2 separate regions of the Homo sapiens genome follow, and region 2 is linked to region 1. The links are chromatin loops, found by intact Hi-C in ENCODE. Cell type or tissue: heart left ventricle. All regions are shown on one strand.

Region 1 (2,500 bases):
CCGCTTCCCAGCCGCTCCCCCTCACGCAGGAAGCCGGGACTCTGGGCGCAGCTCTCCCGGACCACGGCCACGTCCTGGCTCCAGCTACGGAGGCAGAAAGAAGCCACAGAAACCTAAAGGACAGGAGGGGAAACTGAGCTTTCCGCGTGGGTGCGGCTGCCCTTGACACCCGCTTGGGGGCTCCGGAGGGGGAGGCAGGGCGGCCCCGCGCTGAGGGTGGAAGCGTGAACATCCGAGCAGAGAGAGCGGGGAGGGGCCGTCCGGAGAGATGCCCCGCTGGCCCGACTGTGGCCCCCGGGAAAGACGCCGGTCCCGTGAGCACCGCCCCTTCTGTTGTCTCCAGACGCCCCGCTGGGATCACTGCGCGCCGCCGCAGCTTCCCCACTACCCGTTCCAGAGCCACACCCTGGGGTGCGGCCGACACAAGATACCGCAAGGCCGGAGCCCCTCTGCGACCCCTACTTCCGAAGGCCGGGCCCCGGGCGCCTGCAGCCTCTTCCGCACCCGGCTCGGCCGGCGGGTCTGGGGCTCCCGGCACAGGTGGAGGTGGTGGCAGGTAGGAGGCGCTGCGGGGACACTACTGTCCCTGCCCTCCAGACGGCGCCCCGGGACGGCTGTGCCCCCAGGGCCTAGAAAAGTGCCTGAAGCTCAAGGGCCGCTCTCTGAGGGAGAGGGGACCGATCTGAGTGAGATCAGGGAGCGGGCAGAGGGGCTTGGAGGGGACCAGCCCAGAGCACCCCCACAGGGTGTCCCTTGGGTCCTGCCCTAGACTGCGCTGGATGGATTCTGCACACCCCACATTCCAGCCTCCCAAGACCATTGATGCCCTGTGTTTGCAGGCATGGCGCGCCCCGCAGAGCGAGAAATGTAAGGAAGGGCACAGGGCCGAGACGCGTGGCCGCCCCTTAACTGCGCTTCCTCTCGACTCTCGGGGGCTTCGCGGCGTCTGTGCTCATTCAGGCTGGGAAGGCGCTGCCCCCGTGTGGCCGCTGCCCGTCTCCGCAAGGCTGTCGTGTGGGGCGCTCCTCTGCTGTGACCAGCGCGGTTTGTGTGATTCCGCTCCCCCGCTCACACCCACCTGTTTCAGCACTGTTTTAAATAGCCAGAACCAACTTCCTAATCAATGCACCTGGGGTGGATACGGCGCGGGGGTGGGGGTCACAGTAACACCACAAAGTAGCATTTTTCTGGTTCGGCTCCACCTGGAGAACTGTGGGTTCTGCGGACCCCCGAAAATTCCAACCAATTACCAAGTAGTTCAGAAGTTCCAGGAGTCTGGGCCACTGTGGCGGTCGCCATCTTCTCCTGCTGAGGGGCTGAGGTGCCCATTGCTGTCCCTCTCTTCCCGGTGCTCTCAGTGCTGAGCTCCAGCATGCCCCTGTGGAAGGCCCTGCCACAAAGCCTGGCTGCTCCACGCTCCCTGACTCGGCTGTCCTCAAATCCCCCTTCCCCTCTGACAGCCAGTGGTTTCTTTACATCAACTAGGTGCCCCCAAGGTTAGACTTTCCAAGGAAGACCCCGCTCCATTTACACGGTGGTTTCGTTTTACATTTTTAAGCAACAGTTCTCTCAGATATTATTAACAGAGAAAGCATCGTTTGGGTATAAAAGAAGAAGGCCGAGAATGAGGACATCTAGACCCCAGCTGTGGTGTTCTCCAACCAGCGCTGTGCTCCTGGGGGTCTCTCTGGTGGCTCTGTTTAACAGGGGGTCACCTGCTGAAATAGATGGCTGTGGTGTTCATGGCAGGGGATATGAGGATCTTTTAGTGCAGAAGAAAGTTTAGTGGAAAGGAGATGGTGGAGCAGTGAATGAGAGAGTGACCCTGTGGTATGTGGTCCCAGCCCCACTCAGTGCAAGAACTGAGCCTGGTAATACCTCAGGAGCAGCCGCTGTGGGGTGACCAGCTTGCGGGGCAAGGCATGGGCCCTGAGGAGAGGGCACAACAGGTGCAGACGATTGCTAACCCAGACCCGCAGAAGACGTAATGGGCTTCTTCCTAAACACACACGCAAACTCCTGGGGACTTTGATAAATGCCTGTGGCATTTGGAGTGGTGGAGGAGGACACCAATGTCCTGTCGTTATGAAGGACCCCAAAGCTGGGGGAATTAAGCCAAAATATGGACCCACAGATTGGCTGCTGCTGGCGATATTCACAGGAGGTCATGCAGATTCTGTCTGGGATCATTGGAGTCCCGATGCCATGTCTACCTACATCATGCACGTGTGACACCCTTGGAGTAGAACCAGTTTATTCACAGGGTAACCCTGGCAGTGGCATCTGTAGAGAATTCTGGAGCTTGCAGCTGGGAGGGACCCTCAGTACTCCCTGCTGGCTCTGGAGACCCCAGAGGACAGTGAGGGGGCAACAACTGAGAGGACCTCCTAGGCTGCTCTGAGCTCCTGGGCAGGTCTAGAGAGGTGGCTGGATGTTCCAGAGGGAGGAAAAGGCAAGTGGCTTTGCCCAAGCTGGCTGGCATTTCTGGTCACTCTGTGTC
Region 2 (2,500 bases), 130 kb before region 1:
AGGCACACCCAGGTCTGCCTGAGGACACGCAGGTCAGAAGGGGCCTCTACCATCTGAGGAATGTGCTGCCATTTGTGTTACCCAAGCTCCAGCCAGCTGGACGTCTGGAGCCACCACATCCTTTCAGATTTAAACACAACTTCCCTTGATGGGAAACCGGCCTCCCTCCCCAATCCCTGCGGTTTCTCCCAGGCACCACTGACTCCTACTCCTCGCTTCTTCCGCGTTATCTCATCTTCTCGGTTTGCTAGACACGATCTAGCAGCTCTGGCACAAATCCAACTGCGCAGCAAATTTTACTGAAGGTTTAAAAGTATAGTGCAGCCCACAACCCCTGACGGAATATTAAAGGGACTCTTATTTACCACCGGCCACCCCCACCACTCGGGGGGATTGGGGGTCGTAGCTGTTCACTGGTAGCTCTGCCCCACTCTGTTCTGCTCATCTTCTCATTCCCCACAAGCCCCTGATTTCTCATTCACAGCAATTGGGCTCATCCAGCCCCATCCTCCAATAACCATAGAGGACAGCAAGGTTTTTGTTTTGTTTTGTTTACTAAAGGAAAGCCAGCTCACACTGAGGATTTCTATACTGGTGTTTTCTCCCTCCCTGCTACCATCCTTGAAGGGCAGTGTAGGAGGAAGATCTCAAGAGCCTTTATGATTTAATGAGATGTAAAAATCCACCCTCCAGTGCTGCCGAGTTTCTTAGTGGCCTTGCTGAGGGGCTGGGATTCTACTCCGTCCATTTTTGGCCAAATGGAAAGACACATCAAAGATTCCCTTCTCTTCCTGGGGATTGCAAAACCCTTCTGTCTCCAGAATGTGTAAACAGACCCATGCTAACTGCAGGGGAAACTCTGACTCTCCCGTCCGTCAGCCCCTGGGCCTTTGTGCTGCCTGGTGCTGTTGTCTGAGCTTGGCAGGCCAGCTCCGGTCAGGGGATTAAGCGACGGGCTCGGTGGCGCGGCAGCGTGTGGAGATTGCCCAAGCCCTAGGCATTTCCTGTTGCGAGAAGGCCAGGCCCTGCCCTTGAGCACGAGGGCGGCGCCTCCTTCCCCAGGCCAGGGACAAGAGGGAGGAGCCAGGGACTAGAGGGAGGGGCCAGCGGCAAGAGGGAGGGGCCAGGGGCAAGAGGGAGGGGCCAGGGACTAGAGGGAGAACTGCCCCCGTGTGCAAGTGGAACCTGGAAAGCGGGGAAACCGGCTTCATGCATCTTACTATATCCTGAGCACTCAGCGGGGTTGCGAATTAGAGAAAGCCAGTTGTAAATCCTTCTTTAAGTTCTTTTCGTAAAATATAGGGGGAGAAAAACCCCTGGACAAGGCATCAGAAAACCACACCAGAACTTCACCTTTAGGGGTCACTTCATTTCTCTAGATCTGACTCCTCTTCTGTGCAGTGAAAAGACTTAATTAGATGAGCTCCTAAAAAATTAAGAGGCTCATGAACCTAGTTGAGTCCCCTGTGGAATAAAGCGGCTTTATTCTTGGAGTTTCTTAACGTTCGTGGTGCTGCTGTGTTCAGCTTTAGGGGATAGAATTTCTGTTATCTCCTTTGGAAAACTGCCCCAGACTGGGAATGCCCAGGCTTTCAGAGCCATATTTTGTATATCTGTGTTCACAGCCACTTACACAGAAACATACATCCACCTCCAATGTAAAGTTTAACCACATATAGGACATATAAGATTCCTGCTTTCACATCATAAGGTGAAAGAAACCTCGGAAATTCTAAGGTAAAGTAATATGAACTATAATATTTTATTGTGTTGGGGACTTTATTTTGTTATATTTTGCAGTTATAAATTATCAAAATTAAGTCCATGTGCGGTGGCTCACACCTGTAATCCCAGCACATTGGGAGGCTGAGGTGAGAGGATCACTTGAGCCCAGGAGTTTGTGACCGGCCTGGGCAATATGGCAAAACCCCATCTTTACAAAAAATAGAAAAATTAGCTGGGTGCATTGATATGTGTCTGTAGTCCCAGCTACTCAGGCAGGCTGAGGTGAGAGAATTGCTTGAGCTGTGGTAGTTGAGGCTGCACTCCAGCCTGGGTGACAGAGTGAGACCCTGTCTCCAAAAAAAAAAAAAAATTATCAAAATTAGCAGGTACAAGGAGAAGTCAAAAATGAGCGTGTATTTGTTGCCATCAAATGATTGGAAAAGCAAACCACAAAAGAACAAAATCCAGACTGGCCAATGCTGAGAAACAATCAAAGGAGAATGAGGTTGCATGAGTTCAAATCCAGCTCTGTCACATACAAGCTGGGTGACCTAAGTCATTTAACGTCTCTATTCTCGTTCTCTAAAATAGGAATAATAACACCATGTACCTTCCTGGGTGGTTGCAAGATTAAAGGATTAATAATACATTTAAAGTGCTCAAAAGAGTGACTGGCACATAACATGGGAAAGGCTGCATAAATTCAATGGTGTGTTATCATGAATGCAATATGTGTTTATCGAGCACCTACTTTGCACTTAGAATACAAGGGTCA

The links. A loop is a pair of places that touch in the nucleus more often than their neighbours do. Peaks named below come from ENCODE experiments on the same cell type or tissue, not always from the same donor. Only the 100,000 strongest peaks of a DNase experiment are listed, where the experiment ranks them.
Region 2: it touches region 1 in a loop (4-fold over the local background); 24 of 110 quality-filtered maps call a loop at or near these places.

The regions. Positions count from the first base shown.
Region 1 is chr2:69,306,577-69,309,076 of GRCh38, forward strand. No RefSeq gene overlaps it. Among named protein-coding and RNA genes, the nearest start is that of GFPT1, 79 kb to the right of the region's middle. RefSeq lists enhancers at 1-276, 762-811 and a silencer at 382-531. In heart left ventricle, a CTCF peak has its summit at 973 (motif pointing left); DNase peaks (open chromatin) are centred at 425, 965 and 1,215; H3K4me3 peaks cover 1,011 bases; H3K27ac peaks cover 1,612 bases; H3K27me3 peaks cover 748 bases.
Region 2 is chr2:69,177,445-69,179,944 of GRCh38, forward strand. All of the region lies in intron 14 of ANTXR1 (ANTXR cell adhesion molecule 1), which reads left to right. Among named protein-coding and RNA genes, the nearest start is that of MIR3126, 75 kb to the left of the region's middle. RefSeq lists a silencer at 1-207 and an enhancer at 933-1,227. In heart left ventricle, no CTCF peak of the experiment used is centred here; DNase peaks (open chromatin) are centred at 117 and 1,017; H3K4me3 peaks cover 624 bases; H3K27ac peaks cover 1,378 bases.